Linked DNA regions of Homo sapiens: region 2 is linked to region 1. Evidence: chromatin contacts called from ENCODE Hi-C or POLR2A ChIA-PET data. All regions are on one chromosome and are shown on one strand. The core of a region is the stretch at or near the end of the contact, and the rest is flanking DNA. Distances in the headings are between cores, read along the strand shown.

Region 1 (5,674 bases), core at 2,809-5,308:
AAGAATAATACAGACACAGATGTTGAGAATAAGGAGAGTGAAGCTTGTGCTCAAGGAATTATCTTTCCGTTTTTTTGTTTTTGTTTTTGAGACAGAGTCTTGCTCTGTCACCCAGGCTGGAGTGCAATGGCACGATCTCAGCTTTCTGCAACCTCTGTCTCCCAGGTTCAAGCAACCCTCCTGTCTCAGCCTCCCAAGTAGCTGGGACTACAGTCACACGCCACCACGCCCGGCTAATTTTTGTATTTTTAGTAGAGATGGGGTTTCACCATATTGGTCAGGCTGGTCTCAAACTCCTGACCTCAGGTGATCCACCCACCTCGGCCTCCCAAAGTGGTGGGATTACAGGTGTGAGCCACAGCGCCCTGCCTATCTTTTCGTTTTATCCCCTGGATTCCAAAACTCATTTAGGTAAAGAGAAGTGATGACTTGGCTACAGAGGAAAAAGGAGGGCCGGGAAGGGAAGTGCAGGCTAGGAAAAGTGACTAAAAACAAAAGTAGTAGCACCAGTTACACTATTCATGCAAGGAAGCTGAGGAGAATTATCCTGATGGGGCTGATAAAATCACCTCAAGATGGCTCTAGGCCACCCCAGGTTCTTAAGACAATGGTCAGCTCTTTCTTAAGCAGTCCAAGACCCTCTGACCTGAGATGTGACTGGATGATTACAGACCTCTTGTCCAGTGTTTAGAGCCTAGCTGTCTGCATATTTTATAAAGATATCTGCCTTCCAGAGACTGGAAGTGAAAGAGATCCAATGACTGGGTGAGTCACCCTTTCTCCACCTAGAACACAGTCCTTGATGGAACTCATGCTTTATCAATTGTTGTTGAGTAGAAGAAACAAATACATCCTCCAATCTTCACTTGGTGGACCTGGCATCAAAAAATAATCATATTAAGTGCGTTTATTAGTACACTTTTCTGGCTTATCTGCCTTTCCAAGTTTCTATTTGAGTTCTTGCCTTTGAAGGGTTTGCAGGCTGTGAAAAGTAACTTAACTTTTTAACAACTTTCTTTGCTTGGCCTTGAGGCAGCTTCAGAAGATAAGACGCCAAAAGGAACTATGTGTGCCTGGAGAGAAAAAAAATAATGGTGAAAAACGTTTATCAGTAGCCTCCGCCAGCACCAAGCAACGCCTCAATTTTACTCAAGCAATTTCCCAATTCAAGTAACATTCATATGAATCAGCAAATAATATGTAGCAAATTTGAATCTATATACTTTAAAAAAAAAAAAAAAGCACTGGAAAGAATCTTAAAAGTCATTGAATCCGTTTTATAGCAAGGCCCCGAGACTGGAAGGGACTGACAGAGCTAGAAATGAAACTTGTTTTTCCACCTCGAGAAAAACGAATCAACAAAAAATACCCTAAGCAATTGCTGGTATCTGAAGCCCACTTTTTTGAGGCTGTTCCCTTTGTTACGTTGCGCTGACCCTAGGCACTTTCTTCCCAGAATGCACCAAGAATCCGAAACTCCAAACAAGTTTGAGATCAGCGTTGGCTGGGGGGAGGCAGTGGGGGTGCATCTACGGGAGCGGTTGGGCTGTAAGCTTTCGCTACATCACAGAATTGTGCCAGTGTTTCTCTTTGGAGTGCCTCGCCAGCTTTAACAACCGTTTGGATATGACTTGCTCGGGCAAAAGTTGTGCATTGGCCCGATCAAGCCTGACTTCTAGCCAAGGTGAGTTCACATCTCCGTTTTTTCCTCCCCCTAATTCGAAAGAGGCTTTCAATTGTCTCCGCCCCTCCCCCCTTCTCCTGGAAAGTTTGTTTTCAAGCTATAAACCCTTTCCAATTCTCGGTTCCCATCTCGGTTGCCTGAGAATCGCAGTCATTAGCCAAGTCCACTTGGACGAAAGCAAAGCTACCTTTGTGTACATAATGAGAGCCACCGCGTGGCCAAGGAGAACCACGGGGAAGAGGGAAACATTTTTGTCTCGAGCTGGCTAAAGCGGGCGGGGGGGGAGGTAGGGTTAAACCGACCGAAGGCGTGTTTTGTGGAGTGGCTTCGAAAGCGGCCGAGGCAGCCGAAGCCGCTTTCGAAGTTAGCAAACAAAGCGTCTCCCCAGTAACCGCCCGGTTCCAGACGAGGCTCCTGCCACTCAGGCCGCGGAGTCGCAGCGTCGCCCAGCCCCCGGCTCCTCCTCCCTGCGTCTCTCCTCCCTCCGCTCCCGGCTCCCCAGCGGATAGGAGCCACCAATCCCAGCCACAGACAACCCTTCAAACGAAATAGCGAGGCGGCCCCCTCTAACGGGCGGCGGGGGCGCTGGCCCCCTCCCTGCGCCACATCTGTCCCGCACCGGGCGCAGCAGCTGATTCATCTGCAGCCAGGTCCGGGAAGGAACTGTGCTCCCGGCAGTTGCAGGGCAGCGTCCGGGCGGGTGGCTTGTCCCCAGGACCGCGCTCCCCCCGAGCCGTTTTAGGTGTGTGTTCTCTTCTGTCCCGAGCAGTCAGCAAACCACAGAAGAAAAAAATCGTAAGGTTGCTGCCTTCTTAGAGAGACGCTTTTTTTCCCTGTTGATTCATTTTAGTCCTGTAATTGGAAAAACCACCCAGGCTTTTTAAACTCTGGCCTCCACGCATTCTAGGGGCGGGGGTGTCTTTTTTTTTTTTTTTTTTTTTGAGGGAGGGTGGCAGGCTAGCTCTAGTTCCTGAAACAGACGCTCCGAAGTCGAGTTAGTTATCCCTTGGCCGTCTTAGTACTCCTCGGGTTTAATCTTATTTCCACAGAGTTTCTTCTGCCGGGATCTCCACCGAGGTTACCGAACAAAAACAGCACAGAGCCCAGACTGGAGGCAGACCCGGGCGCTGTCTCTGCTAGGCTTATTTACGTTTAGGGCTTTTCTTTCCTTTTTTTAAAGTGATGGGGGAAGTCTCATTGTGTGGCATGTGACAGTTCGTTTGCTTCAAAACAACAGGACGTAACCACGCGAAAACTAGAACCAGAGGAGGGGGCATGCGTTTCTTCAAGTCAGCCAAACAGCATCTGGTCTTTGAAAGCGCAATTTCATCAAGAAACTCCTGTTGGATCCCTCCTAACTGTGGACCAAAATAAGCCAACAGGAACGGGTGTTTACTTAATGGCTAGTTTCTGTTTGAAATGGGAGGAGGGATCCCCTAGCAGGGTTCCAATCCGAAGAGTAGACACTGTTGACCGAAACAGACGAGCAGGCACGGCGTGGTCACCCCTTAGCTATAAAAGTGGCCGCTGCCGGGGTTCGGCGACTCGGGGTGTCAGGCGGAGTCTTGGTGAGGCAGGCGCGCGCCCGGCCGTCCCCGGGCAGAGACGTTTAAAGAGCATGTGAGCGTGACAAGTGTCTGTCCGCAACGTGTCAGATTTCGAAACTGCCTTGCAATCCAGTCCGGAACTCGCAGCTTTAGCCCGGGGGAACAGACGTTCGTTTAGGCTGTGTCTCATCATTCCCCCCCGCCCCACCCCCGCCGACCTCCCACTGTCGCTGCTGGAGGAAGAGCCCCGGGAGGAGAAGGGTGCGCCGCGCCGCGCCCGCGTGTCAATGGCAGCCGCGCATTCTGGAAGAAGTTGGTTCTTGTCTCGAATACTTTTCCTCCCGTGCCCCGCCCCTTGAATCAGAGGCGGCTGTCTCGTGCGGCTAGAGCAGGGCCAGTAGAGTTCGGGGCAGCTGTCAAAAACGAGACGGGGAGGCTTTTCTTCCCGGGGGTGGAGGAGGGAAGGAGGGAGGTGTCCTTTTTTCCATCTGTTGCAGTTTCCGAACCAAACGCACCCTCGCCAGCCCCGGGAAGAAAGGCCCAAGGGAGAAACCTGGGGCGCTCGGCTGGTGCCCCCACCGCCGGGCGAGGGATGCGGGCGGTCCGTGCGCGGCAGGCGGAAAGGATCGTGTTTCTGGACCCGGCCACCCCCCGCGTCCGCACCGCCGCCCCCGAGGGACGAGTGACAGCGGCCGCCGCGCTCGGTCCAGTCTTCCCGGCTGGAAGGTGCGGGGGAGGGGCGGAGGAGCGGCGGGGCGGGAGGGGGACGGGGCGGGCGGCTGGGGGCGGAGGCAGGACCTCCTGTACCTTCCCTCCTCGCCTCTCTCACTCTGACAGCGCCGAGGTGCGCCGAGCAGGAGCAGGGAACAAAGGAGCGGAGAGGGGAGGGGAGAGAGTTGGGCGAGGGAGAGCCCCCGGCCGGCTGCCAGAAGATCCCGGCGGGAGGAAGCCCAAGTGTCACTTGAATTCCACCCAAGGAGCGGGCGCCTGGGATCAGAGCGTCCTGTTTAGCAATAACGGCTGGAGCACGTCCTACAAGTTACGGGAGAGTCGGCTGTGAAGGAGACGTTCGCTTATCCCCTGTGTCCCCGCTCCTGGCCCCTCCAGACCCCCGCCTTGCCTCGCGCTGGGAGGGGAGATCCAGAATGAAAGGCAAGAAAGGTAAGGCGGCCGCGGGCTGCGCGCACCAGAAGACGCGAGTCCGGGGAAACGTGCTGGCCGGGCCGCGCCGCGCGGAGTCACTTGGTGGACTTTTCCGCCCAGGGGCTCTCATGCTGGAGTGGCGGCCGTGCTCTTTGTTGAGGCTGCGTCTGAAACGGCAGCGGCTGTTTTCCTGCTAGACACAACACGAGGGGCTGTTGTGGGGCGAGCCTCTCCACGCTGCTGGCACGTTGTCAAGAAACACGCTCAGCGCCTTGTTTGTGCGCCTGCAAGTTTCATTGTCTCCGCCGACACCCCACGCTCGGCCCAGCCGCCGCGTGGCTTCTCGCTCTTTCTCGCGTGCTGGGGATATGGGGTCCGAGTAGGGAGGACCCAGCCCCTCGTTTTTCCCGATCCGGACCCAGGCGGCCGGGGCCGCGGGACCGCCGCGGCTTTGTCTGAAAGTTCCACTCCTAGGCTCCCCCCGCCCCCGCCCCCGCCGCCCCCCTACTCCCAGCCGGGCCCTAGCACTGTTCTTTAGGGATGTGGTGTTTTTACGATCGAAGGAATGCGATTCTGGACCCCCTCATCGCCCTCGGGTGTAAACAGCTTTGGAAAGCTAGACTTTTACAAATCCCCAGTCTCTAAAAGTTTTCCCACGATGAATTTTGGGGCAGGAGGAAGAGTTAGCACCCAGGGCCAGCAGCTTCAAGCGGCATGCAGTCAAAATGCGTCCAAATGTGACAAGCAGGCTTGGTTGTAAGTGCAAAGAGCAAGGCTGTCATTGTTTCCACGAAGTGTTCTGGAAGCTTTACAACTAAAACTTGCCGTCAGTTTGGTTTAAAAACAAAATACACCGGAGGGGGACGGGGGGTGGAGAAACCACACAAAACACCCCGAAAGGTCAGAGTGTGAAGTCCCTTTTGAAGTTAACAAAAATTGAGTCCCTGGCTGGGAGGTCCCCCGAGTGTTCCGCTGTGGGCTGGAGGTGGCGTTTCTGTCGTGATTTATGTGGAGTGGTTCAAAACAGAAGTTAATCACTCGGGAAGCGGACGGGAGGGGCGGCGCTACTGCGCATGCCCGGGAGCCGCCTGGAGTTTGGAACTCCACATTCTTTCAGACCCGGCCCGCTGCGGGGCGTTCCTGGGGGGTAGCCTCAAGGCCAGCGGGGTTCCTTCGGCTGCGTTTCTGTGGGAGGCCCTGAAACGCGCGGAGCTTCCCTCTGCCTCCAGGCTTTCCCAGCGAGAGTGAAATTAAACTTGAAACTCGGATCAACTGGCAGTCGTTGTTGGTAGAACGCCCT
Region 2 (5,674 bases), core at 1,724-4,223, 49 kb before region 1:
CCCAGGAGGCTGGAGCTCCAGTTTTCTTTCTTTCATATATATATATATATATAATTTTTTTTTTCTTAGACAGGGTCTTGCTCTGTCACCCAGGCTGGACTGCACTGGTGAGATCTTAGCATACTGCAGCCTCCAGCTCCTGGGTTCAAGCAATTCTCATGCTTCAGCCTCCTGAGTAGCTGGGATTACATGTGTGTGCCACCATGCCCAGCTAGTTTTTTCTATTTTTAGTAGAGACGGATTTCACTGTGTTACCCAGGCTGATCCTGAACTCCTGGCCTCAAAGTGATCCACCCACCTCGGCCTCCCAAAGTGCTGGGATCGCGGGCGTAAGCCACCGCGCCCAGTTGGAGCTCCAGTTTTCATACAATGCACACATTTGAAAGCTTGCTATTTGGCCTCCCCTTTTAGTTTATTATTGTGATAGTTAATTTCACATGTCTTAAAGTTACTTAATTGTGCCAGGGGTGCTCAGATTAAATATTGTTCTGGGGGGGCTGGGCATGGTGCCTCACACCTGTAATCCTAGCACTTTAGGAGGCCCAGTTGGGCAGGTCCCCTGAGGTCAGGAGTTCGAGACCAGCCTGGCCAACATGGTGAAACTCTGTCTCTACAAAACACAAAAATTAGCCAGGCATGGTTGTGGGTGCCTGTAATCCCAGCTACTTGGGAGGCTGAGTGAGGCAGGAGAATCGCTTGAACCCAGGAGGCGGAGGTTGTGGTGAGCTGAGATCGCACATTGCACTGCAGCATGGACAACAAGAACAAAATTCCATCTCAAAAAAAAAATAAAACATAAATAAATAAATATTGTTCTGGGTGTGCCTGTGAGGGTGTTTCTGTCTGAGATCAACATCGGGATCAGTGGACTTGGTAAAGTAGATTACTCTCTCCAATGTGGGTTGGCACCATCCAATTCATTTCCAGCCTGAAAAGAACAAAAGGTGGAGGAAGGAAGAATTTGCCCCCTTTTGCTTCCAGCCTGGCTACTTGAGTTAGGGGAGGTCTTCTCCTGCCCTTGGACTGGGATTTACAACGTGGGCTTCCCTGGATCTCAGGCCTTCAGACTAAGACTGGACTTTCCTGGGTCTCCAGCTTACAGATGGCAAGACCTTGGGACTTCTCAGCTTCCTAATCATGTGAGCCAATTTCTTATAATAAATCTCTGTATCCTATCTATATCTATAGCTGCATCTTTATCTGCATCTACCTCCTATTGGTTCTGTTTCTCTGGAGAATCCTGACTAATACAATTATAGTACCCCAATCTGCTCAGGAGTCTGACATAACTTTGGGGAACTGGGCAGAGATATTATGAGTGACTCTGCCTTCAAAAAGTCCCCCTTTCTTCTTTCCAGCTTCTAATCAGCTTCAAGAAACATCCTGGAATCCATAAAAAATACTTTTCACGATGTCTGCTCATCACAAGAACTTCTTAGAATAAACCAAGATTTAGTTCTTGTAACAGTGTATATTTGCACACAGTTGTGTAAGTCCTTACTTTTTTTTAACAATTGTTCTCACTTATTTCTTACAAAACCCCAAAAGCACTTTGAGGCTGGTATTATTCTCCTCCTTCTACAGGTGAGATAACTAAAGTTCTGAGAGCTTAGGTGACTTGTCAAAGGTCACTTAGCCAACACGTAACACAGCCAGCACTAGAATCCAAATTCAATGAGTGGTCTTATGTCATGGAACCTCTGGAGGCCAGAAAAAGTCCCTATTCTTTGGGATCTCTCATGTCACTAATATGGTAATACAGAATCCATAAGAGATCTTAAATAGATATTGTTGAAAGATTTCAGTAACAGAGACTGGGCACAGTGGCTCACGCCTGTAATCCCAGCACTTTGGGAGGCTGAGGCAGGTGTATCAACTGATGTCAGAAGTTTGAGATCAGCCTGGCCAACACGGTGAAACCCCGTCTCTACTAAAAATAGAAAAATTAGCCAGGCATGATGGTGGGTGCCTGTAATCCCCAGCTACTCGGGAGGCTGAGGCAGGAGAATCGCTTGAACCTGGGAGGCTGAGGTTGCAGTGAGTTGAGATCACACCATTGCACTGCAGTCTGGGTGACAAGAGTGAAACTCTGTCTCAAAAAAAAAAAAATTTCAGTAGCAGAAAGAATTTTAAAGTGCTAGTTTAAAACTGGAGTGGTGCCTGTATTCTGAAGTAGAAGCTTGGAAGATATTTTTATTTTGTTCTAGAAGGGAACTTTTCTGAGCCCTTTCAGTTCATCTTTCTTAAGGATAGCTAGCGGTTGAATAATCTGAATGCACATATTTCAGACTGAGATGGTAGGTGTTGTTTAATAATATAATGCTGTCATTAATATAACTTTCAATAATGTAAAGGTACAGAATGTTGTGGTTTGAATGTGCCCCTCAAACTTCACATGTTGGAAATTTAATCCCCCAATTCAAATGCTGATTGGAGATGAGTCCTTTCAGAGGCAATTAGGATTAGAGGAGGTCATCAGGGTGGGGGACCCACAACAGGACTGGTGGCTACATGAGAAGAGGAAGAGAAGCCTCAGGTGACACTCACCCTCTTGCCCTCTCACCATGTGATGCTCTCTTTCATGTTATCATGTAGCAAGAAGGCCCTTAATCAGAGGCTGGTGCAATGCTCTTGGACTTTCCAGCCTCTAGAACTATAAGAAATAAGTTTCTTTTCTTTATAAATTACCAGTCTTAGGTATTCAGTTAAAGCAACAAAAAATGGACTAAGGCAGGGAGTGTCTTTGTCTTGAGCAGAGATTTTCTTTATAATTTCTACAAGATTTTTGCTTCTTATACCTGAAAGTAGTAGAAGTGAGGGAGATGAAAAGGAGGAACTGAGCCTGAACAACAAAGTGGTAGGCTGAGGATGGAAAACAGATGGCCCAAGGGGATTTCAACTGAAGGAGTGTGGCCAACGGGTGGCACTAGCAGTGATAATAGATATCCAGATTTAAGGTTCCCTTTTCTGCAGAACAGTTCCTTTGTGTCCATCTCTACCCATGTAAAGTCTTAAACATGGCAGCCTTGCCTTCCATCCTTTGAAAAATAAGGCCCAGGGCTCTGCACCTAGTGTAGGAGGGGAAGAGGTGACGGAGAAGGGTAGCAGGCTGAAAAATAGTTATGAAACAGCCAGAGGTGAATGGCAGAGAAGCCTTGAGGTGTGGGGAGTATAAGATCTGAGACAAGATAACCAGAATGAAAGTGTGAAGAGGATGGCCAGGCATGGTGACTCACGCCTGTAATCCCAGCATCTTGGGAGGCCAAGGCAGGTGGATCACCTGAGATCAGGAGTTCAAGACCAGCCTGGCCAACATGGCAAAACCCCATCTCTACTAAAAAGACAAAAATTTGCCAGGCGTGTTGGTGGGTGCCTGTAATCCCAGCTACTCTGGAGGCTGAGGCAGGAGAATCACTTGAACCTGGAAGGTGGAGGTTGCACTGAGCTGAGATCATGCTACTGCACTCCAGCCTGGGCAACAGAATGAGACTCTGTCTCAAAAAGAAAAAAAAAAAAAGAAAATGTCAAAAAGAGAAGCAACCCTCACCTACCTTGAAGGAGACTCAGAAACGGCTGTGGAGGAAATTGGACTTGCTGCAGACAAGTAGGGTGGGAGTTTCAGCTGCTTTGTATAGGCTTTAAATAGACGTGTTCCCTTGGCCACATACACACACCCAAGTTCATACATATGCCCACAAGCATGTTGAAAGCTGGAGGACCCGGGGAACATTCAGGTTACTTTTGTTAAATACATGAACTACCATATATCCTGAATCTTAGAAGAGAAATGTATATAACCAGAAAATGATATTACCTTATACTCAGACTGTCTTTGTGGGTGATGGGGGACAGTGATTGATAGTAAGTGAAGGGAAATGAAACCATACAAGTAACAGAACTGCAACTAGAGGGAAAATTATTTATTCAAGCCATATGTAAATATGTGCCTTTTTGAAAGTACAGCTTTGTCACTCCTAATGGTTTTAGACATCTGAGAGGGGCCCTGTGCTATAGCCCAGAGAGATCACTGTTTCGACCCGGGGAATTCAGGTTCTATTGACATTCATTTTTATAAGGAATACAGTAGATATCTGAGTAACAAAAAACAGTCTGTAATTATTTACATACATGAAATAATCCTGTTTGTATATTTGAAATAACTGCTATCTATTAACAGAAAGAAAATATTAGTATACAGTAGGTACATCCAGTCATAATGGGCAGTTTGACATTTCTGGAAGAGCCATCTGCAATAAAACAATAGTATTGTAAATATTTGCAAGACAATAATTAAACTCAGCACTGAGGTGAACTCCACACTGATTTTAGTTATTGTTTTTCTTCAGATTCTACAAAGAGTGAAGTACTCCAAAGAAATCTTTACATTCTAAAAAGATCTAGTTTTTATCATGATGCATTGTTTTAATACTCTAAAACTACTTGTCTGTGAGACTATGCTTTTTAGGAATGAATGTGATTCTGTTACTTCTAATGTGATGACAGTAACTCCTGGGTACATTTTAATCTTTGCAATATTTTAACTCAAAATAAAAACCATCCACTAGTGTGAAATATTTCAATGACATGATTCCAATACAGATTCAAGATGAAAACATCAGGTTTCCTTCAAAAGGAATTTTACTCTCCTTTTAGGAAATTGTGTAGGTATTTATATGAGTTAATTTTGAGAATTTTTAGCTAATCATACATTTATTCATCAGTAAGTGATTGAAATCGAGTCCTTTTAGACAAGGAAACCCAATTAAGATGGTGTGGTGGTTGAACTGGGTCCCCTCAAAAAACATATGTTGAAATCCTAATCTCCAGAACCTCAGAATGTGACCTTATTTGGAAATAGGATCATTGAAGATCTAATTAGTTAACATGAGATCATACTGGAATGGGGAGGCCTCCTAATCCACTATGATTGGTACAGGATGATAACCATGTGAAGACAGACACACACAGGAAGAATGTCATGTGACCATGTGACCACAGAGGTAGTGATTAGAGTTATGCAGCTACAAGCCAAGCACTGCTTGTGACACCAGAAACTAAGAGAAAGGCATGCACAGATTCTCCCTAGAGCTTTTGAGAGAGCATGGCCCTACCAACGCATTAATTTCAGACTTCCAGCCTCCAGAAGTATGAGATGATAAATTCCTGTGTTCTGAAGCCACCCAGCTGTGATATTTTGCTATCACAACCCTGGGGAATAAAAACAGATGGGAACAGATGTACCCACCTGTCTTTGTGTCTATGACATAGTACAAAGGGCATAGGCTTTGGGGTCCAGCAGAAATGGAAATTAACCCCAACCCAGTCAATTCTTTCCTATGTGACTTTACACAGGGTAATTAGGGTAGCCGATTTCCTCAGCAACATGATAGAAATAAGATCTTCATAAGATACAGGCATGGTGGTGCATGCCTGTAATCCCAGCTATTCAGGAGGCTGAGGCAGGAGGATAATTTGAGCCCATGAGTTAGAGACCAACCTGAGCAACATAGCAAGACTCCATCTCAAAAAAAAAAAAAAAAAAAAAAAAGATTGTTGAAGGCATCAATTGGTGATTGGTGAATATATGAAAGTTATGGGACACATAGTTTCTCAAAAAATACTAATTTACAACCTGTATATATGAGCTCATTTAAGTAGTCCGTTAATATTATTT

The links. A loop is a pair of places that touch in the nucleus more often than their neighbours do. ChIA-PET counts read pairs that join two places held with the same protein, here RNA polymerase II (POLR2A). Pooled maps may share reads with other maps.
Region 2: a map of B cell shows a loop between it and region 1 (6-fold over the local background). The contact joins the enhancer-like site here to the promoter of TGIF1 in region 1. A Hi-C loop is called at or near these places in 13 of 168 maps with a recorded cell type or tissue (B cell, CD4-positive, alpha-beta memory T cell, Calu3 and 10 more), 29 of 37 single-sample maps with no recorded cell type and 16 of 50 pooled maps. POLR2A ChIA-PET finds 5 or more read pairs at or near these places in 30 of 52 experiments (A549, A673, AG04449 and 26 more).

Annotation. Positions count from the first base shown.
Region 1 is chr18:3,446,114-3,451,787 of GRCh38, forward strand. It overlaps TGIF1 (TGFB induced factor homeobox 1), which reads left to right and starts at 4,059. Exons shown (of 3, transcript NM_003244.4): 1 at 4,059-4,392. The coding sequence starts at 4,377. It overlaps LOC124904237 (a long non-coding RNA gene), which reads right to left and starts at 4,543. Exons shown (of 2, transcript XR_007066269.1): 1 at 4,419-4,543; 2 at 893-1,073. RefSeq lists silencers at 2,079-2,148, 3,809-3,918, 3,949-4,108, 4,749-4,798 and enhancers at 2,270-2,891, 2,859-2,998, 2,892-3,511, 3,099-3,288, 5,376-5,674.
Region 2 is chr18:3,398,203-3,403,876 of GRCh38, forward strand. No RefSeq gene overlaps it. Among named protein-coding and RNA genes, the nearest start is that of TGIF1, 49 kb to the right of the region's middle. Within about 2 kb of position 2,974, at least 3 of the 41 ENCODE cell types and tissues checked have a DNase peak (open chromatin) inside an H3K27ac peak, as active enhancers do; they include B cell, GM12878 and OCI-LY7, where a contact is called at or near this core.